Linked DNA regions of Homo sapiens: region 1 is linked to region 2. A link is a contact called in ENCODE Hi-C or POLR2A ChIA-PET data. All regions are on one chromosome and are shown on one strand. Each heading gives the region's core, a stretch centred on a gene start or an enhancer-like site at or near the end of the contact. The rest is flanking DNA. Distances are from core to core; before and after follow the strand shown. Region 1 holds the start of KLHDC3 (kelch domain containing 3). Region 2 holds the start of USP49 (ubiquitin specific peptidase 49).

Region 1 (4,242 bases), core at 881-3,380, 1.1 Mb before region 2:
GGGTTTTCTCCTCCTGCCACTTCCCCATCCCTGCTACTGTGGTAGAGAACAAGCCATTTCCAGTAGAAAAGAGAGAACAAGCTCTTCCACAACTTGGGTTCCTGAAAGGCGGATAGAGGTGGGAGTGTGCAATGCAAAGGGGAAGGGGCTGGGCACAGTGGCTCACACCTGTAATCCCAGCACCCTGAGAGGCCGAGGCAGGTGGATCACGAGATCAAGAGACGGAGACCATCCTGGCCAACATGGTGAAACCCGTCTCTACTAAAAATACAAAAATTAGCTGGGCACGGTGGCGCGCACCTGTAGTCCCAGCTACTCAGGAGGCTGAGGCAGGAGAATTGCTTGCACTCGGGTGGCGGAGGTTGGAGTGAGCCGAGATCACACCACTGCACTCCAGTCTGGCGACAGAGCGAGACTCTGTCTCAAAACAAAAAAAAAGGGGAAGGGAGGCAAAAAATGCCCTTGGGCAGGACAAGAGAAAGATCCAGCATGAGAAGTCATGGTCTTTTTTTTTTTTTTTTTTTTTAGATGAAGTCTCGCTCTTGCCCCCAGGCTGGAGCGCAATGGTGCAATCTCAGCTCACTGCAAACTCTGCCTCCCTCCCGGGTTCAAGCGATTCTCCTGCCTCAGCCTCCCAAGTAGCTGGGATTACAGGCGCCTGCCACCATGCCCAGCTAATTTTTGTATTTTTAGTAGAGATGGGGTCTCACTATGTTGGCCAGGCTGGTCTCAAACTCCTGACCTCAGGTGATCCACCGTCCTCGGTCTCCTGAAGTGCTGGGATTACAGGCGTGAGCCACCATGCCCAGCTGGTCATGGTCTCTTAAACACAACCTGTCAACCTAGTGGCACGTACACCTGGGTACATCTGAGGTTTTTTCAGGCAAATCCTTGCAACTGACAATGCTTTTGCTGGCAAGCATCTCCTGAGTTTGGGTGTATCATCATCTGCTCCCTGTTTAAGAAGCCCTGGCAGAGGAAAGGGCCAGGCAAAACCTCAGGCACTAAAACAGCTCAAATAAGGGAGGCCCCTTGCAGGAAAGAGACATGGCTTTCAGCTGGCTTGCTAGTCCCACCCACCCAACCTCCCCCAACTCCACACCCTAAGCTTTAAATAGCCATGGGACCCATCCTGAAATAGCCCCAGCAGGAAGCTACTCTCACTTCATTACTCCCGCTCTCCAAAATATCTTGGGTCTGGGCTTGTGGAGACTGTTAGGAGGTCGATGGGCTTAAGAATGGAAGTCTTCCATCCTCCCTTATATTCTCTATTCTTCCCTTCAGATATGTCAAGGTAAAGTAAAATATGCACAGGAGAGGAGATAAGCAATTCCAGCCAAAGGTGGAGAAAAAAAATTTTAGTTTCTCTGCCATATAAACAACTCAAATTCAAGGAGAACAAGCCCCCAGGCGCTCAGGGGCTCCTCTTATCCCTGGGTCTCCCCAGTCCTCCATCACCACCAAGCATTTTCAAACTTCTTCTATTCCCTTAATGTATCTACCCGCCTGGTCTCTTGCATTTTTTATTCCCCATTTCTCGCCCTTCTTGATCTCGTGAGAGCTTTGCAGTTTTCTCATTTTTCCTTCTCCTACCATTCCAAGCTCCACCCAACAGCCCTCCATTTTCCCACCTCCACTAAGGAAAGAAAAATTAGCATGCACTGACCACGATACCCCTCTCTGCATATGACTCTATCCCTGTCTTCTTCCAGACATTCCGGCCTCCCCTAGCCCACCACGCCAGACACCCCTCCCCTTCCATTATGCTCAGCTTCCCTGTTTTCATGGCCCAGTCTTCCTTCCCATTTCCTTCATTGCTTCCTCCAGACACCAGGTCTCTCCTACCCATCTCCTCGCCATCCTCCCCTAGCCCTGCTTTCCCCATTAACACTCTCCTTTCCCATCATCCCCCTAGCTCCCTCCCCACCCCCACCTCATCACTCTCAGGCCCCTCCCCCGCCACTCCAGCTCCAGACAGCACGTCCTAAGCCCCCTAATTCTCCCTTGCCCTTCTACCCATCCCAGGCTACCTGCCAGGCCGAGCCGGGGCGGGGCCGCGGGTCCTCGAGCTGCCTGCAGCCTAGAACCCGTTGCGCGCCAACCGACGCCTTAGTCCCCAACGAGATAAACACAGCCAAGCTCGGTTCTTCCGGCGGGCAGCTGTGCGCGCACGTGCAGTCGTAGCTAAGTGCCGGAGGCATTTCGGGACTTGTAGTCCATACGTTTCCTGAGGGACGAGAGGGCTGAGGAGTGGGCAGGGGCGTAGGAGAGATTCTGCGCATGTGCAAATATGTGTCGAGACCGAGGAGGCCACTGGGTAATGCAGTCCTTTGTTTTTTGGGCTGGGAATGACGGAGGCGGGGCAAGGGGCGGACTCCTCGTCCTCGCCAGCGTCAATCATGGATATGGGGCGGGGCTGGAGGACTAGGCACCTCTGCACGTCCTGCCCCGCCGGAAGTGGAGGCCGCGGGCTCTGAGCGGGTGAGGCGCGCGGGAACACCGGCGCCGGGATTCGGATGGGGGCGGGTGGGGGACGCTGCAGCTGGGGCCATTTGAGGGGAGCCCATGGGGCCTGAAAGGCATCTGTCAGGCGGTACAGAGGGGGTCCTCTAGGAGAGGGGAGAAGGGGGCGGGTACGCCGACCTGTTTAGGGGAGTCTGATGACCCAGAGTTCCCAAGTCGCGGGGGAGGCGTGGCGCGGGGAGCCGGGGTTCTGGAAGGGGTGTCTTTTAGGAGGTGGCAGGGCCTCCGGTTGGGCGTTTAACTAGGAAGTGGCGGAGCAAGTTGGTGGGGCCTGGTTCAAGATAAGAACCCCGACTTAGGAGGGGGAGGAACGAGAGGCTGGAATTGGGGCGGAGGGGTGGAGGATGCAGGAGCCTCGGGGAGGAGCTGGTTTTTTGCACGCAGGAGACTACAAGGAGATGATGAGAGGATGAAGATGGGCCTGGTTTCATCCGATCCCTGTCCTACCGCCTCCCTGTTCTTGCAGCCCCTGCCCGGATGGCAACAGTAGTTCTAGGAGGAGACACCATGGGCCCTGAGCGTATCTTCCCCAATCAGACTGAGGAACTGGGACATCAGGGCCCTTCAGAAGGCACTGGGGATTGGAGCAGTGAGGAGCCTGAGGAAGAGCAGGAGGAAACGGGGTCGGGCCCAGCTGGCTACTCCTACCAGCCCCTGAACCAAGATCCTGAACAAGAGGAGGTGGAACTGGCACCAGTGGGGGATGGAGATGTAGTTGCTGACATCCAGGATCGAATCCAGGTAGGGTGGAGGAGGGATGGTTCCTGAACAGGTGAAGCTGGGCTCCCTGAAAGCCTAGACCCAAACGGTCTTCTGTGGCTCTGCAGGCCCTGGGGCTTCATTTGCCAGACCCACCATTAGAGAGTGAAGATGAAGATGAGGAGGGAGCTACAGCGTTGAACAACCACAGCTCTATTCCCATGGACCCAGGTAAAAGATCATTCTTTCATTCTGGAATAATTACTAAGGAAATGAACTGGCATGAGTCAGTAGAAGGAAGTTTCAGAGGAAGACCCTATCCTAAAAAGATAGTTTGTAAACTAAGATTTTGTAGACTTCAGAGTCCAAGTGAAATGCTCTTTTGCTAGCTTTGGGGATGGGCAGGCTTGCCTTAAAGTAACAAGGTGGATTTGGTGACCCTAGCAGCCCAAGGGCTCTGGGTTGATTCGGGGATTGGGGAGGGGAGCTGGTCCCATTATTTCTATGCCTGAATGGCCTCTGGCTCTGATTTCAGAACATGTAGAGCTGGTGAAAAGGACAATGGCTGGAGTAAGCCTGCCTGCGCCAGGGGTTCCTGCCTGGGCTCGGGAGATATCGGATGCCCAGTGGGAAGATGTGGTACAGAAAGCCCTCCAAGCCCGGCAGGCATCCCCTGCCTGGAAGTGACCACAGTGAGAGCTGCCTTATATTCCTACATTCCAGGCCAGAACCAGCACAGGACTGAACACATCCCTGGTTGTAATGTCCATTTCCATCTTCCCCGTCTCCCTTTCCACATCAAGGCACATCAGACTTCTCAGAGACCCACTTTATTCAGTTCTGTACATATGGGGACATCGGTCCAAGCCCAACCCACCTTAGCATGTATCACTCTGTGGAGAATAAAGCACCCTATGTACACAGCCAAAAGCCGCACTGCCTGCGCCCCTGGAACCTGGGTCCGGCCTTCCTCAGCCCCTGGCCCCTCCAAGGTACCTATAAGGGACAAGAGAAGGCCTG
Region 2 (4,313 bases), core at 869-3,368:
CCTGCCTTGGCCTCCCAAAGTGTTGGGATTACAGGTGTGAGCCACTGCACCCATCCGGCCTGAAACAGGTGTTTTTTTACTGTAGCAGTGAAGAATACCTTGACCTCTAGCACAACTTGGTGCAGTTGCCTTGATTTGTGCTAAGGCAGCAGTTTTACCCATTGCTACTTTTGTATCATTGTGCAAATATCATCACAGTGACAATGCAGATATGTCTCAGTATTATTAGGAAAATCGTTTTGATCTCAGGCACCCCACTATCCCCCCAGCCCAAAGGGTCTCAGAGATCCCTAGGCCTTTCCAGGCGACACTTTTTTTTTTTTTTTTTTTTTTTTGAGATGGAGTCTCACTCCGTTGCCAGGCTGGAGTGCTGTGGCACGATCTCAGCTCACTGCAACCTCCAACTCCCTGGTTCAAGCAATTCTCCTGCCTCAGCCTCCTGAGTAGCTGGGATTACAGGCACACGCCACCACGTCCGGATAATTTTTGTATTTTTAGTAGAGACGGAGTTTCACCATGTTGGCCAGGCTGGTCTTGATCTCCTGACCTCATGATCCACCTGCCTTGGCCTCCCAAAGTGCTGGGATTACAGGCGTGAGCCACCGTGCCCGGCCTCCAGGCCACATTTTTGAGAACACTGATCTAATACATGCTCACATCACTGAGAAACTTTTCCTCCTGTATTGCTATTCTGGGAGCATCCCTTCCATTGGAAGTTTTAAGTGGCTCCCAAATTCTTCACTCAGCAAAAGCACCTTGTTATGGAACTAACATTGAATAAGTAACAATCTTTCTTCTCCAAGAATTTTCTTGGGGATTGTTGAGTAAGGGAATAAGACATATAATTAGAGTTATAATGTTAAGAATTCCTTAAAAAGAATTATGTTAACTGTGATGGACGACAAAGGGAGAGCTAAATTCTGAATCTAACTCTGAGGCCTTGAACCTCATGATAAATCCCGACCAAACCAAATTGAAACACTCCACTTCCTCTCCTTCTATCAAACCTCTTTTAAAAGTGCAAGTTGTTAATAAATTGCCTACACAGCGCTTGGTCCAGGCATTGTAGTTTCCCCCTTCCTATTGTGTGTGGTGTTCTTTTTTTTTTTTTTGTGCTTACCTAGTTCTCCTGTTTACAGGTGTGTAACTTGAGCCACTACTATAGCTAATGTCTGTTTCTTTTACTTGTCCTTATATTTAAATGTAAGTCTTTATCTGCCTTAGCTATGTGTTGGGTGTTGAAATTGTTGATCTTATTTTGGGAGACTCCCATCCCCTCCCCCCACTACCACCCCGCAAGTAGTTTCAAGACAGTGCACCTAGGAGACTGCTTAACCTAAGCCTTTTGTAGCTTAGGTGCTGTTCTGTTTCCCAATGGACCACTACCAAGTCAGTCTGGTTTATTTCCCAAGCCTTACAATCTGCTGAACTTCTTCAGTTCCGGCAGCGATCCTCTAACTTGTGGGGGATTTCCATAAAACAGCTGAATCTCTCTTGGGTCATCTGTGGCAAAAGCCAGACACGTGCTCACCCGCCTGGGAGCCAATAGTAACTTTTGCAAACGCTGCCTCCGGAAACCCCACGGTTTGAGGGCTGCTGCTTTAGGAACAACACAGAAATAACGTCTTTTAACAGAATAAAACAAAACATACGGACGGGATAGTGAGAAAGCCTTTGTCCTTCGCAGTGGGGAGAGGTGTTAAAGGTGAACCGAAAAGAGTATGGGAAACTCATGTAAAATACCTTTACAGTTCCCCGGGAAGAAGGGGGCGGAGATGGGCTCGGGAGCGTCTCTGGCCCTTTAAGGAGGAGGGACAGACATAAGAGTCTGTACCTTTAAGAGTCTCTTTGTCTGGAAACCTTCTTATTTACCCTCCTGTGCTTCAACCAAACTTCGACCAGCTATTCACAACGTCCCCCTACGCCGCCGCCCCTTACGCCAGGCTCAAAGCGGCCGCGCGTTTGTGGCTGACCCTAAACTTTGCGCCTGCGGCGCGAACCCTCGGAACGGGTGCCGGTGCCGGGGTCGCGGCCCAGCGCTGCGCCGTTGGCGCAATGCAGGGCCTGAGGGGCGGGGCTCCAGCGGGCGGGCCAATAGACGGGCAGGGGGCGGGGCCGTGTTCGGTTGTCTCGCGCCCTGGTGACAGCTCGCGCGTGCTGATGATGGCGGTAAATAGAGGGGGCCGGGGGAGGGGACGGAGGAGGTGGGGAGGCAGCAAAGTGGGTAGCTCCAGGGGGTAGGGGGAACGGGGGCCGGGGAGGCCGCGACGGCCAGGGAGCCCATTCTAAGACTCGGAGGCGGGGATAGGAGTCTCCGGCTCACTAGCCCTCCCCTTTAAAGAAGCAAAATCCTCACACACCGGGTGAGGGGCGACAAAGGCAGCGCGCGCCTCGCGGGCGGGAGGAGCGGCGGCAGGGGGCGGGACCGCGGCGCCGGCGGGCTGGGGGCGCCCGGGGCGGGGGCGGCGGGAGGCGAGAGCCGGGAGTCGGGGCGCGCGGGCGCCTTATTTTGGCGGGGTGGGCGACGGCTGGGTTGGGGCAAAAGCGTTGAAGGGAGAGGGAAAGGAAGGCTTGGAGGCGATGAGGGGAACCGGGTTGAGAATGAGATGAGGAGGATTAAGGGGAGAAAGGGTTAGAAGCCAGGGAGAGGAGGAGTGAGAAAAAGCCAGCCAAGGAGATAGGAAGGAGGCAAAAGCCAGGGTGGGCGTTAAGGAAGCCGGGCAGGGAATGAGGTTAGGGCTGGGGAAAGGGATCCTGGGGTTAGGTGTAAGAGCAGGGGTTTGAAGGGGAAATCTTCGTAGCGGGTGGTGTTGGGGTGAGGGGTACCGGGGTAAGTGTTGGAAGTGGAAGACAAGGAGGGGCAGAGCTGGGGTAATAGTTGGGAGTAGGAAAGAGAGAGTGATTAAGAGCCAGACGTGACGAGGGTGTGAACTAGTGCGGAGCGAGATGAGCTGAAGGACTGGGACCAACGGTGTGGTGGGAACTGCTGGCGAGGTTCTGAGAAAGGAATGGGTTAGTGGGTGGGCGATGGATGTAAATTCTGTAAAGTGAGGGAGGGCAAATGAGACCTGGACTGGAACCAGGTGGAGTCAGGAATAAGAGTGTGGTGGAAGGGCGAAAGGAAACAGATAAGAGATGGGTGTCTGTAGGACGATTCTGGGACCAGAAGAGCTGAAAGGAGACTAGAGTTAGGGTGTAAGAAGTGATGGCCATCTGGGACAAGGATAACTGGGTAATTACGTTAATTGAAGAGGTTCAGCAAGATCCAAGGTGAAAACAGTGAGGTAAAGAGACAGGGCTAAAAGCAAATGGTGAGAGGAGCAGGAAGAGATGGGCCCCAGAATTTAAAGGATGAGATGGGGAGTAAGGGAAGAGAGGGGGCTAAGAGAAGCTGGGGGAGTCCTGATGGATGTAGAACTGGGGTAGACTGCAGGGGGGTGGGAATCGAATGTGCGTGTTATGGGGAGTTGCTCCAGAAGGTCTGCAAGGGTCAGGGCAGAAATGCTGTAGTGAAAGATCAAGTGTAAGAGAGCCTTTGGTGCAGAAGACGAGGAACCATGGTGAGTGAAAGGGGACCTAGAGACAGGGGTAAAGACTAAAAAGTAAGGGCAGAGGTGGGGGGTGCAGGAAAGGAATTCTTTGTTGAGGAGAGAACTGTGTGTTGAAACTGTGAATCCTTTTGTCCCTAAAAGTAGGAAATTCCAGAAACCTCTTTCTCTCAAGAAATCTTGAATCTGCTTCCACCCTTCATTGCTTTTGATTTGACTTTCCTGTCCACTTTGAAGAAATGAGACTCATTTTGATTTGATTTTTTTCTTGTATGGATGATAAAGTATAAACTCTGGGTGTTGAAAACCTCTGCATTTCACTAGTGTTGTGATAATTCGGGGAAAGGGTGTGCTTATTTAGGGTGTACTCGTGTGATGTGATAGTTTTAGTGTTGTAGGAGTGTTGCACCTGACAAGTGCTGGGCTGTGTTTTATGGACAGCATTTTCATTTTCAATGGAGAACGCACTGTTGTTGGGATAGAGAAAGATGAGAATCTGTTTCTTTTGATTAATCAACCAGATTTCTGCTTATTGTTTTCAGTTGCTGGAGAATGTTAAGAAATCATTTCAGAGAAAGGCAGATAACCAACCAAGGAAGTTTACTGGGGGAGAGATTAAATCAGAGCTGAGGGCTTTGAGTTCCTGAGCTGCCTTTAGCTTTGTGCGGGACGTTTCATGCTGTAGTTGGTAACTCACCCATTTAACAAAATGGCATAAAGAAAGGGAGAATTGTAGAGTAGTGGAGGATTTTAGAGTAGCAGACT

The links. A loop is a pair of places that touch in the nucleus more often than their neighbours do. ChIA-PET counts read pairs that join two places held with the same protein, here RNA polymerase II (POLR2A). Pooled maps may share reads with other maps.
Region 1: a pooled map shows a loop between it and region 2 (8-fold over the local background). The contact joins the promoter of KLHDC3 here to the promoter of USP49 in region 2. A Hi-C loop is called at or near these places in 6 of 50 pooled maps. POLR2A ChIA-PET finds 5 or more read pairs at or near these places in 2 of 52 experiments (GM10248 and activated T-cell).

Annotation. Positions count from the first base shown.
Region 1 is chr6:43,012,137-43,016,378 of GRCh38, reverse strand. KLHDC3 (kelch domain containing 3) reads right to left here and starts at 2,130. Exons shown (of 11, transcript NM_057161.4): 1 at 2,031-2,130. It overlaps MEA1 (male-enhanced antigen 1), which reads left to right and starts at 2,433. Exons shown (of 4, transcript NM_014623.4): 1 at 2,433-2,593; 2 at 2,990-3,264; 3 at 3,351-3,453; 4 at 3,758-4,242. The coding sequence starts at 2,566. The coding sequence ends at 3,909. PPP2R5D (protein phosphatase 2 regulatory subunit B'delta) reads right to left here. Exons shown (of 16, transcript NM_006245.4): 16 at 4,037-4,242. RefSeq lists an enhancer at 2,182-2,301 and a silencer at 2,512-2,561.
Region 2 is chr6:41,893,180-41,897,492 of GRCh38, reverse strand. It overlaps USP49 (ubiquitin specific peptidase 49), which reads left to right and starts at 2,118. Exons shown (of 8, transcript NM_001286554.2): 1 at 2,118-2,169. RefSeq lists enhancers at 1,721-1,910, 2,845-3,359 and silencers at 1,960-2,252, 2,041-2,280.